Regions from separate parts of the Mus musculus genome. Here region 2 is linked to region 1. The links are chromatin contacts, found by POLR2A ChIA-PET in ENCODE. All regions are on one chromosome and are shown on one strand. The core of a region is the stretch at or near the end of the contact, and the rest is flanking DNA. Distances in the headings are between cores, read along the strand shown.

The links. ChIA-PET counts read pairs that join two places held with the same protein, here RNA polymerase II (POLR2A).
Region 2: POLR2A ChIA-PET joins it to region 1 with 10 read pairs in Patski. The contact joins the promoter of Bclaf1 here to the promoter of Rpl32l in region 1. POLR2A ChIA-PET finds 5 or more read pairs at or near these places in 2 of 5 experiments (Patski and embryonic stem cell).

The regions. Positions count from the first base shown.
Region 1 is chr10:20,203,940-20,211,347 of GRCm38, reverse strand. Rpl32l (ribosomal protein L32-like) reads right to left here and starts at 2,909. Exons shown (of 1, transcript NM_001101561.2): 1 at 2,318-2,909. The coding sequence starts at 2,858. The coding sequence ends at 2,457. All of the region lies in intron 1 of Map7 (microtubule-associated protein 7), which reads right to left.
Region 2 is chr10:20,307,594-20,315,001 of GRCm38, reverse strand. It overlaps Bclaf1 (BCL2-associated transcription factor 1), which reads right to left and starts at 2,533. Exons shown (of 13, transcript NM_001025392.1): 1 at 2,398-2,533.

The DNA.
Region 1 (7,408 bases), core at 1,660-4,159:
TCAGGACCTCAGAGCACCCCTTGCTCACATTTTCACCACACACACAAGGGTACGCCTGAAATATCCATTTAGTGCTGAATGGACAGAGGAAAGATGGTACACACACACACACACACACACACGCGCGCACGCACACGCACACACACACACACACACACACACACGCATGCACGCACGCACGCACGCACGCACAGGCACATGCACACAATAACAATCCTGTAGAAGGAAGCTTGGCAGGGATTCTCCTACGAGAAGTGTTTGAGTCACAGGACAAGATGCAGTTTGATGCACACACCAAACTCACAGACGCAGGGAAGGCCTGCTGCTGGGGACCAGGGCAAGGCAGGGAAGGAAGAGTGAATCCATCAGCAGGGACCTACTGCTGCTCAACACGGTGCAGAGAGCTAACACACTGCATTACTGACACTGATGGTCTGTTAGAACAAACAAACAAACACCCCAAAATAACAATAGCCAATGGGGAAATATCCCTCCATGGATTAAAATATGACCAGCAACATTAAAGCACTCAGAGGCAGTACTGTGGCTTGTAACTCAATTACAGTTATGCACATGGATACTGAAGTGAATACATGAAGGCTCTGCATTGTGGTGACAGGATTGTGGGCAATGTTTCTTATATGTTTCTGTAAAGAGTTATGTATTACTAACTTTTTTTTTTTTTTTTTTTTTGGTTTTTCGAGACAGGGTTTCTCTGTGTAGCCCTGGCTGTCCTGGAACTCACTTTGTAGACCAGGCTGGCCTCGAACTCAGAAATCCGCCTGCCTCTGCCTCCTGAGTGCTGGGATTAAAGGTATGCGCCACCATGCCCGGCTCGTATATTTTCATAACCTAAAATAAATCTGAGAAGTAGTGTTGTTTTAAAAAGACAACTGAAAAATAAATTCACCTTTGCATCTTAATAGATTCAGTTCCTTCATTTCATACCTAAAACTCACTCAGACTACAAAAGGCAAAACTACCCTTGTGGCTGTGGGCAGTCTTGTTCTGGTTTTGGGACAGGATCTTGCTAAAAAGCACACCTGGCCTCAGACTTATGATCTCCCTGCTGCTCTGTACAGCCTCGCACTGGGACTGCAGGCACAGCACCTGCCTCACTGCCCGCTGTCTGTCATTTGGAAAGACTGTCCAATTCCTGGTAGATCAGACCTTCTGTGCTGCCCTTACTCTCCAGAAGAAGCAAGTTTACAACCTGCTTGGTTGTAACATGTCGAACCTGGCCTCACCCACTCTCATGGGAGAATTTAGGTCATCTATTGCTATTGGCTATGAAATTGCTGAGTAGATATCATGACAGCTGCCACACCCCAGATCTGTTTGGGGATTTAAATTTAAAAGGGTTAACTGCTATAAACCGGAAGCACATTTAATATAATGAGGAACACAATCCTAGAACACAATATTTGATTTCACACCCAAGGTGTGGCTTTGGATCTCTCCTAGAGGCCTTGGATCAGCTCAGGTGTTGTAAACTGTAGACAGAAAAGCAATATCCATACATATGAAAAGTTCAAAATACTATGTTCACATGACTGAGAACTGCTCAAGGACACGGGCCCCATCTGGTCATTAACACTCATCTGACCCCCACACCAACCCAAGACAGGACTTCACTGTGTAGCCCTGGCTCTCCTGGAACTCACTTTGTAGATCAGGCTGGCATCAAACTCAGAGATCTGCCTGGCTCTGCCTCCCAAGTGCTGGGATTAAAGGCATGGGCCACCACTGTCCAGCCATTAATAACCATCGTATACCTCTAAACATACTTAATATATCTCTTTATGAATCTATGAAGAATTCTCAAGACTCCTAGCTCCACACTTGTTAAGGAAGAACTCCCACACATAGAAAACTGCAAGTACATAAACACTTTTTAGTTCTCAGTGACGTCATTTCATTGAAATGTAGCTAACGTCTCTGGATGGAGTATTTGCTAGGCTTTTTCTAATGACTCTGACTGACATCACACTTTTCCTTGGGTTTGGGTAGCAAGGTTTCACGTAACCTAGGCTGGCGTTGAATGTTGCTATGGATGACCCTGATCTCCTGAGCATATTGTTTCCAGCTTAAGTTGGGAATTTTGATTATCAGAAAAAAACTACAAAACCAAACGACTCAAAGCAAGAAGCCTTCTTATTGGTTTCAGGAATCAAAGCCAGGGCTTCCTACATGAGAAACATGTGCTAGACCCTAGCCTTAAAACATCTTAAGATGCTACATAAAAATGTTAATCTTTAACCTTATATGGGCTGTTACAGAAAATCATGAAACCCTTCATTGTTAATGTTAGATAAAATCAAGTAAGCAGAAAGATTAAATATTAACTTTCACCTTTTTGGCTATTTGTCATATTACTTGCTCTTTGGTCATTTTATTTTATTTTTTTTTTCAGGTTTTGTGATTTTACTCAAACATAAAACATGCACATAAGCCGTCTATTCATTTTCTTCGCTGCGTAGCCTGGCGTTGGGATTGGTGACTCTGATGGCCAGCTGTGCTGCTCTTTCTACAATGGCTTTTCGGTTCTTAGAGGTCACCTTGTGAGCAATCTCAGCACAGTAAGATCTGTTGCACATCAGCAGCACCTCTAGCTCCTTGACATTGTGGACCAGGAACTTGCGGAAGCTGCTGGGCAGCGTGTGCTTGGTTTTCTTGTTGCTCCCGTAACCGATGTTGGGCATCAGGATCTGGCCCCTTCTCCGCACCCTGTGGTCGATGCCTCTGGGTTTCCGCCAGTTTCGCTTAATTTTCACATATCGGTCTGACTGGTGTCTGATGAACTTCTTGGTCCTCTTTTTGACGATCTTGGGCTTCACCAGAGGCCGGAGGGCAGCCATGATGCCGCAAAACAGATGGCAGCCACCTCGTAGGCAGCACCAAGGAAGAAGCTGGTCATTTTATTTTATTATGTTTTTGAAGACATTAAAAACCTTCTTGCATAACCTAACAGGTTACAGTGCAGAAATGGTTTGTGGAATCACCCTTTAAAACTGAATAGGACTGAAGAAAAGCAATTTCTCATTAAGAATCCTGATTTTATGAATCCCTGTGGATCTTTTGAAGTAAGATATAAATCAACAAACCTAATTATTTGTATTATGGAATTTATTTATACACACGCACTGCTCTAATACATGATGAAACATTTTAGATTTCACTAAGCAAACTGTCTTTTGATTAAAAAAAAAGCACAACTCACTCATACTGAGTAGTCATGTGCTAGTTATTCATGAATGTTGAGAATCTAAAGGGCTGATAGACCTGTCAGTTTACAGCTCAGTAAAACCTTCATGTTTCACGATGCTCTGATATGCGACACAAAGTACAGAGTCAAGTTCTTATCACACTAGGGCCTGAGACTTGGAGGGACAATTTCATGTGAGAGAATAACTACTAGATACCAACTCAGTAAAATGCCATTAGAATATTTTAGTGGGCTTAACTGAGTGTATGATTTGCATCTTAGAAGGTAATTGTAAATTAAGTCTTGGAACAAAACATGTCACACACCTTTAGTTTATGTGACAACACGTGCCACTGCCTTGTTATTCTCTCTGCTGATTTAAGTCTCTGTCCCTTTCCTTTTAGGCAATCTCATTTCTAGAACACACACAGAGATGTAGGTTCAGCTCCAGCAGCTGTGATTGGACAGTTGTGGCGGGGGGGGGGGGGTTCAGGAGCAACACACAGTTCCTAGGAAAAAATTTTTAATTTCTGACCTCATTCACCCCTCCCAGCTATTACTTCCTTTCAGTTTTTATATTTTTTTGTTTAGGAGAAGCTAGTTAAATTACATTTAACCTAGCATACTTTGAGTCTTGGAAGATACAAGTCAGGGAATAATGATGCTTTGACAAATTTTACTGATGGCTGCTTTTTCAAAAACAAGCAAATAAACAGCAAAAATATCAACCCACCGAATCTAAAATCATTCAGCTCAGACTTCAATCCCATCCTTTTGGAGGCTGAGAACAGATCACTAATTTACTGAAAGCCTTTCAGACTCTATTCTAAAGACTCCAGACTCAGTGACTACTCGCTGAAGACTTAAGTGAGTACCAAGCTGCTGGGAAGTAGTATGGGCTAAGGTGGCTCACAGGGCAGCAGGGGCAGAGGGGCTGTTCGCTTCTTGCCTCACTCATCCCTGACCATCCCTGTCCAGGGCTGGTCCAACGGAAGCAGGCGTCTCCCACCTGTGTGTACTCCATGGCTGAGCTGCTGGGCTGCCGTGTGGGCGGAGGACATACATAGCTACACCTGCTCATCTCTCCTCTAAGCTTATAGCTTCAAACTGAAGCTGGAGTCAATGGAAACAAAGCTTTCATGTTTTCTGCTTCTACGAGGTCTTTGTAATATCCAAAACCCAAGAGACGGAAAGAAAACAATAGGACCAAAATTCAGTATCATTTAAAAATTAATCTAGGATATTAAGAACTCTCTGGCTTAGCCCCAACCTTTTTAAATCTGAAATTTAACTGTTGATTTGTCCCATTTCTGTGCCCAGTAATGCGTAGTTCACATGATGTTGGCAAACTTATCGTATCATATCGAAATACAAAACTGGCTGCGCATTCATCATTATGTTTTATCCTAAGACATGAAAACCCCATGCGAATCTGCTTTACACTGTTTTGTTTATCAGTGCTATAAAGGTCAAACTCAGGATGGTGAACACAGTAGACAAGTGTTCTACTCTGGCCCACCCCCCCCCCCCTCAAATAACACTTGTGTGTAGAGAGCTTGTCTATAAAAATATGCTCAAGGGCAGAAAGAATCTGGAAATTAGTTAAGCGAGCAAATCATATAGGAGGAATTTTGCTTTTCTTTGATGTATGTTGAAGCCTAAAATCTGAGATGCCCCCATTGTACAACACTGTACACTGACAATACACATTTTTCTCTCATTTTGACTGATAATTAGTAAATAACTCATCTCAAAATTAGTAAAGTCAGAGCTAAAAGGCAAACTCAAAATCAAAGCTCAAAGTCACTTCAAATATGCTGTCCCAATTCTGTACTTTTAACCATAAAATATAAATAACAATTATTTAGACTATGAGTCATCTCCTAGTAGTTACTAGAGATTGATATTACATAAAATTCATGTCTTTCTCATAGCAAGTGTTTTATAGTAAAATATAAATGATACTCATTAAATATACTTAAAAGCAAACAACTCCTTCCTTATCTTAAAACTTGGTGAATGTCTACTAGAGAAGAAAGGAGAGCATTCCAGTAGGAAAAGATGAGAGAGAAATGCAGGTTGTGTTTCTGAAATTGACAGATGGATGGATGGAAGGAAGGAAAGAAGGAAGGAAGGGAGGGAGGGAGGGAGGGAGGGAAGGAGGGAGGGAGGGAAGGAGGGAGGGACAAGGAGGTAAGACAAATGCCTTCTTAATCCTGCAAATGTGCTACTCTGCGGAGAAATGCCATCATCTCCACCTCCACCATCTGGTCCAGAGGGAATATTAGGAGCAGTAAGAAATCAACAATTATGTAGCAAACTTTCCTTCAGCTAACGTTTAACTGCATGTGGTCCTCCGTGGGCCGAGACACTGTTGAGTCTTTTTTGTGCTTGTCACAGCAAGCAGCAGTGGTGTGGACACGGATAATGATACCACTCGGCTCTAGGATGTGACCACTGCACTTCCACACAGCAAAGGTAACTTTAAATCCTGCTCTGCTTTCTAACAATACCAGCACTAAAAGGTCTTTCTTTCTCTTTTTAGCAAACAGATCTAGTAAGAGCTTTCCTACCGCTTCCACCTGCTGGAAGCGTTACTTTGTCACGCTGGCCTAGCGAGCACTACATTGTTACAGATTCTTATTAAAGTTTTCACGAGTAACTTACATTCCATTCCAGCATCTTCCATGCTAAAACCCCTTCTCGGATGTGCTGCAACATATCTGCATGTCTCCCTCTTCTTGCTCTGTGTCCCACAGCCGGGCAAACACCAAACGGTCAGGCTAAGATTCTTTTTCCAGCTCGAGGTACACTCGGGAGAGAGTGAAAGGGTGACAAGACCTCTCTCCAACCCGGCAGCCTGGTTTGAAACGGCAGTCCTGATCACTGAACCAAGTAAAACTTCTGTTCAAAAGAGTCAGTGAAGCTCACAGGAGCGTGGGAGGCCTCTCCTGGTTAAAAAATGCCCGTGAAGACACCCCAGTCTCAGGGACTCACTGGCTGGGGCCCCCAAACAGGCTGTGAATGAAGCACACACTAGGAGATGAAATTGCCCTGCTGCATCTACTGTCCTCCTTTTTCTCCAGGCTCTTTTGCCTTTTGGCTTGGGGGTCCCACAACAACACATTTAGATCCTCCAAGTGCCCCACTAAGCGTTGCTGAAGCAGAAGCAACCATAGGCGTGCATTCAGACTCGGTCATGCAGGGACCCCTCTGTTCTTTTTCCTCTCAGCTGCTGAGGACGAGTCACCGAGACACAGCAGGAAGTAAAGGCTTTGACTTGCTTTAGCAGGTTCTAAGAAACGATAAGTCTTCAAGGGGGAGGGCCAGGGCCACACGGTACAAACATTGAAACTCGAGAAATTATTTCTTCTCTGGAAGCTGCCACTTTGTTAGTTGGGAGTCACGCGGAACTCTGGGCTCGGTGTCTCGCCACCATGATGTTTTATCTTTAAGAGGGGGTTCTCCCCTTTTCTTTTAAGATGGTATTGTAATTACAATATTTCCCTTTTGTCCCTCCAAAGACTTCCACGCTTCCATATTCTTTTCCCTGCTCCCCTTTAAATTCATGGCCACTGTTCTATTAATTTGTATTCCACATGTAAACAGGCGGAGCCCATTTAATGCTACTTGTTTGTATTTTTTTCATGGCTGACCATTGGCACTGGACAAGTTGGCGTGCTCTCTCCTTGGGAGGGCCACCTCGCCGCTCATTCTCAGTTTTACTCGGTTATTTTTATTTGTGTGTGTGTGTGTGTGTGTGTGTGTGTGTGTGTGTGTGTGTGAGAGAGAGAGAGAACATACTACCCGCAGGCAGACGCCTACAGACACAGAAGAGTCAGTCTACCTGTGTACAGGTGGTTGTAAGCTGCTCAGTGCAGGTTCTGGAAACTCAACTCCAGTCCTCTGCAAGAGCTGTATGGACTCTCAACCACTGAACCATGTATTAAGCCTGGTTTATTTTTTGTTTTTTTGAGACAGCAGCTCACTATGTAGTCAAGGCTGGACTGGGATTGAGCTTGCTATGTAGCCCAGGCTCACCTTAAACTCATGAAATTCCTACTTACGTTGATTCAGTGCTGGGATTATAGGTTTGAACCACGATTCTGTGCTTTAAAGGGCTTTTGTGTAGAGTCACAATAGAAGTCTTATTACAGATATGGCGTGAGGTCCAGAAATCTTTGATTAAAGCCAATTAACCTA
Region 2 (7,408 bases), core at 1,284-3,783, 100 kb before region 1:
TTAATGAGACCTGGCGCCCTCTTCTGGTGCATCTGAATAATAAATAAATAAATCTATAAAAAAAAGTCCTAAGACATTAAGTAAGATCAATATTATTACTTATAAAGTTCACAGACTTATTTTCAATGTTGAATCAAAAATATTAAATGCCTATAACTCAAATACTCAGTGTTTTTAAGATTGTTTAAGAAGCTAGAACCAGCAACACACAAACCCATATCCTCCAACCACAACCACTTACAATTACTACTCAGAGATACAATGATCTTCTAGATTCTCTTATTAACCAGTACAATTGCTACCCAGAGATATACTGGTCTTCTAGATTCTCTCATTAACCAATCATAAAAATTACACAGCAGATTTCAGATAGTGGATAGTATTCCATCAATGATTTCAAATACAGTTCCTGGGAATTACCAATCAAAAGATCTATATAAACAACTGGAAAAAGCTTTCTCCACTTATTTTACATCACAGATAATCTAATGCAGCTTAGTTTGCTTGCTCCCCACAATAAGTTTTTCAATAAATTCAACTAGATACTAGCCTAAAAAGCAGTGCTTTTTCCAGATCGGCTTTCAAGTCCTAAAATTAACTTCTGCTTTCTAAGACAAAAGTCAACTCTAGGACAGGGGATATGCTTAGCTGACAGAGCTTTTCAGCACACACAAAGCCCCGGGTTTGATTCTCAGCACCACATACACTGGGTATGTATGGTGGCTGGAGCCTGTTATTCCAACACTGGAAATCTCAGCTGTTTACTAAAAACGACTTTAGAGACATCCTTCCCAGCACACTACCCTGAATTTGGTTAGAATCACACAAAAAATGCAAACTGGTAAGTCTTTAAAGGTCCTTTATTGCGTAACAGTACCAACTATCCCAGTTAGGGCTAATCTAGAATACAAGCTCATAGTGAGGACAAGACATTTTGTTCTACGATTCCCTTTTAATACAAAAATATATATGCTGTACCAACAGGATGTGAGTCTGAAGTGACTAACAGGTTTTTTTTCCCTTTCAATTTTTCTCCTTTTCAATTCTAATAGAAAACTTTAAATTTAAAGGTAGAAAGTACAGGTCCTCACTTTAACTAGATAAACTTAAAATATGTTGGGTATGAATTTGCACATCTATAACCCAAACACATATATACATGGAGAACCCGTAGTTCGAAGCCACTTGGACCCAAGAAGATCGTCTAGGGTACAGAAATCCAATATTCTGGTCACTCCCCAGACCAAGAAAACAAATCTTAAAACTCAGCTGGGGTGACGAAGAAGTGACGAAAAAAAAATACTATTATCCCACCACTCCCGAAGCTAAGGCAGGAGATTAACTGGGAGTTCAAGGCCAGCACTGAGTGACAGAACTATAACCTTCTTCCTTCACCCATTTATCCCCCCAATCACCGCTGCCAATATCCTCAATTTCTAAAGTGTGCTAACTCTTACCAAAAAAGGTAGCCGGGGCGGTGGTGGCGCACGCCTTTAATCCCAACACTTGGGAGGCAGAGGCAGGCGGATTTCTGTTCGAGGCCAGCCTGGTCTACAGAGTGAGTTCCAGGACAGCCAGGGCTACACAGAGAAACCCTGTCTGGAAAAACAAGAAAAAAAAAAAAAAAAAAAGGTATGTCAGCGCTTGGATTACTGAGAAAGGGCCCCTCTCTTAGTCGCATCCCGCTAGAAACTGGAACTACGCACCTACTGATCGGCTACAACAGTGAGTTGGTAGGGAGCCAAAACGAAAAACTTTGGCGCCAACACCCAGGTGTCTGCTACAAACAGATCGAAAGCCTTCATCTGATTAAGCCTGGCCTAAACCGACATATGTACCCCATAGAGGCGAGGGAGGCGGCTTAACCGCCACGCACGACGTGGCTGATTCCGTTGCTTAACTTTGTCGCAGCTCGCCGTTATCTCCTCCGAGTCCCAAAGGCTAGGACCAGGAAGGAAGACGCCTCCCCCAAGGCCAACAACAAGCAAGGCTCGGAAACTAACACACGCGGCGGCGTTGCCATGGGCAGGGAAGAAAGGGGAAAAAAGCACGCGTGCGCAGAGCCCTGGGCCGGGCGCGCGCAGGAGTCCCAGCCGAGGCCGTGGGGGAAGGGTCGGCGAGCGGTTTGCGCACGCGCACGCCGAGGCCTCCCGGGCTCCGGCCCCGAGCCAGGTTCGCAGCCCGGCCCGCTGGTGGCGCAGCTCCCCCATCCCCCCACCCCGGCGGCCCGCGGCGCCTTCCAGACCCGAGGGAGCGAGGAGGAAAACGCACGAGTAACGGCTCGGGGTCCCCGTTCCCGCCGCCGACCCGTCACCACGCGTCAGAGTTGTCGATACCCAACCGCCCTGTCGCCTCGGCTTTCTCCTTTGAGTGACTCGAATGCGGCGCGAGGCCTACCTGACACGCCGAAGCACGATGTGCGTGCAGGGTTTACCTCCGTGCTAACTACACAGCGGCCATTTCCCGACTCCAGAAGGAGAGGAAGACCATAGAGGCGGCCTCGTCGCGCTAGCTCGGCTCCGTCACTTCCGACTTGGGGCGTGGCCTTCCAGGCCGCTAAATCGCTAGGCAGGCCCCTCCCACCGTCCCGCCCAGGCGCGACTGGCGAACCGCGGTTGAGTGTAGCCCAAGGCTTTCTGGGAAGTCTCGTTGCCCGGTCTCGCGAGGTGTAGCCGACAGGGGGTGGGACAAGGGTGGGGCGGGCCCTGAAGGGCTGGCTGGCTTCTCCGCAGGCGGCTCGGCTTTGTTCGAAGAACAGTCGAGACTGATGTCCCCTGACTTCCGAGCCGCTGTTAGCGAGCCTGGCTCCTTCTGAGGCGGCGACCCAGAGCACGCCAGAAGCTCTCTCACTGAGGAAAAGGCCGGAAAACCGACGACGCAGGGCTGCGTCTGCCCGGAAGCGCCGTCCCTCGGACGCCTAACATGACAGTTACAAGGCAGTCTCTGCCGAGTGGCTTCGGGTGAACTCGCCCCCCGCCCCCTCCCGGGCCGATCGTGAGACTTGGATCGGCTGGGCGACTGCGTCACGGAATGGCTCTTAACTTCCCGGGCGCCGGAGCCTGGCCCCTGAGGCTTTCTCAGAGTTTTGTACGGATCCGGAAACCTCACGCCCTAACTGGATCTGCCAGAATCAGATTATAAACGAAGAAGCCAGGATTGAATTGAAGCAAGTTGCAGACATATTTACCTGCTGTTCTTACCAAAGCAGGACCACTCAAGGGACTAAAGCCGTTATTACGGTGTGATATTTTAGGACAACGTTAAATTCCTTGAAGGATTTCAAAGCTGTAATTGGCAGCCTGTCAGTTAAGTTCAGCATTAGAGTTTGATTCTGATCTTTAACCTTGTTCAGGGCAGCCTGTCCTCACAATCCACTCCACAGTGGAGGAAGTACCTGACTGACCAATGAATCCTGATTTTGATTGTATTTTAATTGGGCAATTGCTCCGCACCCAGCTCCCACTACCATGGTGGAAGCTATGATCTGCGCTATATGCGGGACCCTGATAGGTCTAAAGCATAAAGTAGGAGCTCAGAAAATACTTGTCAAGTAGGTGAGCTGTATTTACATGAAGCACAAAGACAGCACAACTGTGCTATTTTATATTAATGAGACAGCAGGGGCCAATAGCTCTTAATCTATTCAAAATACCAAAATCTAATCACTTTGAAGCTATTAAGTCCTGTGCAATTCTAGTATATGTTGGAAAGTTATCTTTTCATCTAAGGCAATATAATTTTTCGCTCATTAGATCCCCTGTGCTGGGCACTGAACCCGCAGAACCTGCCTGGTACGCGCTACACAATTGTTCAGCCACAGAAGTACACCTTCCTAACCTAACTTTGACCTCAAATAAATCAATGTGTTACCAAAGAAGGAAGACATGGGAACAAATAAATAAGTGGATGTCTAACAAACAGGTTGAGCCTCTGTAAGGAGCTCAGACGGTCAAGGAACCGCTCCCAAGCCCAATACAACCTGAGTTCAATCCCTGGGACCTTTATGGTAGAAGTGTAGTAGGGCCCAAGACAACTCCCTCCATGGCAGAAGTACTATTCAGGCTGTAAAACTCAGCATGTAGGCAGTCCTATCTGCCAAAAGGAAACAAAGACCTAATTCATCGAGGTCTATAGCTCTGGGGAAGTGTATGTGTGCGAAGAAGCTTGTGTTTGGGCATCTGTAGTCCACATCTAGTTAACTGCTTTTCTTAAATGAAGTCTGTCAACCCAGAACACGGTTTTTGTGCCTCTCACCCTGATAAAGCCAAGGACTACACACTCGGATCTGGAACACTCAGACAGCTAATATACTTTCCATTGCCTTAAAACCATGTCCAAGCAGTCTTCCCTGTTGAAAACTTCACAGCAGAAGGACAGAACAGATTCCTAAAGGTTGTCCTCTGACCCTGTCTACAGGGAGTTGTAGCATATAACCACTCCATACACTTAGGCAAATGTATGTGAATAATTTCTTAAAGAAATAAAAGATGAACTAGATTTATTTTATATGTGATGTTTTTTAAACCAAGCTTCAAGGTTCTTGTTTAATAGATATTCATTTTATTTGATTTTTCAAAACCTGAAATGCCACCATAAATTGTCATACGTGGAAAGATCCAAATGGAAAGTTGGACATTTCCTAAAAATAGAAAATTTTCCAAGAAGAAATATAGATTGTAAAGTTGCCAACCTTACTAATACACAAATGAATGCTGCAGTAATGTTTTATGACCTATAAGTTAGTGGATTTTTGTTTTTAAGTGTCTGCACATCAGCTACACAAGTTTGTAGATAACCTGAGTTCCATGAGACCCTGTCTCAAAAATTTTTCAGCCTAGTCCATGAAGTGACCATTGATATTAACAAACCCTAATAATTTCTCTTAGAATATGATACACCTCAAGATTGACCTTATGAGAATAATCCTATTATTTTATAAGGTCACCAGGCTAGGAATATGACTCAGTGGCAGAGCACATGCCTAACATGTGCTAGGCCCTAGATTCACTCCCCAGCACAGAAATGTGCCTGTGTCAGTCTCTCCACACACTTAGAGACAAAATCTCTAGGGGTTAGCATAAACACTGGAGAACCGGTGATTTGCTGAAACCTGATATCTGTGTGTTAGAAGTGATTTAGGTTCTAGAGTAGCAGAACTTATTAAATGAATGTGTGTTTGTGTGTGTATGTGTGTGTGTGTTAGAATGGCTTACAGGCTGTGGTCCACCTAGTTCAGCAATGACTGGCTATGAACAGAAAGTCCCAGAATCTAGAAGTTGATCAGTCCACGAGGCTGGATATCTTCAGTAAATGCTGGAATCCCTAAGAAGTGGGCTCTAATGCCAGGGAAGGAATGGGCTTGCCAGCAAAGCAAAAGAAAGCTGGCAAAGAGCAAAAGGTTCCCTCTTCCAAGTCCTTATTAAGGCTCCCAGCAAAAGGTATGGCCCAATTTAAAGGCACGTGTATTCCTACCTCAAGATTCGGGTTAGAAGTGGATCTTCCGCCGGGTGTGGTGGCACATGCCTTTAATCCCAGCACTTGGGAGGCAGAGGCAGAGGCAGGCAGATTTCTGAGTTCAAGGCCAGCCTGGTCTACAAAGTGAGCTCCAGGACAGCCAGGGCTATACAGAGAAACCCTGTCTTGAAAAAAAAACCAAAAAAAAAAAAAAAAAGTGGATCTTCCTACTTCAGCCTAAGCAATCCCTCAGCCCTCAGTGCTGTGCCCTCCAGCCTTAAATTTAAGTCCAGATGTAGTCAATTGACAACCAAGACTAGTCACCTCAAGAGGGTTAGAAAACAGAACAAAGCATTTCTGCTTTTGAAACTCAAAATGTAGCTTGCAGGGATGAGTGTAACTCCCAGGACAAAGGGTGGGAGAAAGGCAGTGGTGCCTGATTAAGTGCAACTGGCTAAGGAAGCAAGAACTAGCTGGTAGAAGGTAGTATAAAGTTTACACAAACCACCCATGACAACTACTTAATTCTGGGAAGGGAAAACCAGCCACCAGATCTAGGTCACGGTGGTGGGAAACACATGAAGTTGCAGAAGGATGCATGTGAAATCAAAGTGTATGGTAAGGTTTCAGGCCAGCATGTTTTATTCTTACAACAAACATCTCTCTGCATGGTGGTACATTCCTATAATCTCAGTTCTCAAGAGGATGAGGCAGGGGTATTCCCATGACCTCAAAGCCCGCCTGACCTAAATAGCAAATAGTAGTAGGTTAGCCAGGGATACAAACAAACCATGAGTTCGCTTCAACTTATGGTTTTCTTGATTTAAGACAAATTTTCTTTTTTTAAAAAAATTATTTATTATATGTAAGTACACTGTAGCTGTCTCCAGACACTCCAGAAGAGGGCGCCAGATCTCGTTACGGATGGTTGTGAGCCACCATGTGGTTGCTGGGATTTGAACTCAGGACCTCTGGAAGAGCAGTCAGTGCTCTTAGCCATCTCTCAGGCTCAGAGCCATCTCTCCAGCCCCTTAAGACAAATTAAAATGTAGAGACCTTCCCAATTAATTCATAATCCCTTGGTAAGTATTACTTAAAGAAGAAATAAGAGACTAAAAGCAAGCAAAGAAAAACTCCGTGAACCATGGGAGTAAATATAAAAGTGGGAAAAAAAATCATCTTAACATAGAATAATCAGAAAATTATGAACTCATTCTACACCTTGAAAATAGTTAAAAATGAAAATTACTGAATGTAAAAGACATACATAGTCAGGTGGTAGTGACACATGTCTTTAGTTCCAGCACTCAAGAGGCAGGGGCAATCTCTGTGAGTTCAAGGCCAGCCTAGTCTACAGAGCAAGTTCCAGGACAGCCAGGGCTACACAGAGAAATCCTGTCTTGAAAAACCAACCAAACAAACAAACCAAAAATCTAGAATAATGTGCAAGCCATTTCTCAACATTGTTTTGTTACATACATGATCACCAGGGAAATGTGATTATTATCTGTTTTGTTGATGAGGAAACATTTTCAAGATTAAAAGTGGGATTAAACAGCTAATTGTAAACCCACAAAGCTTTAATCCCAGCACTCAAGAGGCAGAGGCAGAGTGATCTCTGAATGTAGCCTGGCCTACATTGTGAGTTCAAGGACAGAGCTACACAGTGAGACTCTGTTTTAAAAAAATAAAATAAAATAAAATAAATAAAAACCTCAATAAAATTTGTTGTATTGGTATCTGGCTTGTCAATATTCTAATTCCACTGTAGAATTTTTTTAAAATTTCAAACATTTTTGTAAAACGTGTACAGTGATTTATTTTTGAGACAGTTTCTTGTATTGTATTCTAGCCTGGAACTCACTGTGGGGCCGACATGGCTTTGAGTGTCATCATGCCTGCCACACCCTTAGTGCTTGGGACTGAACCCAGGGTTTTGTATATGCTAGGCACA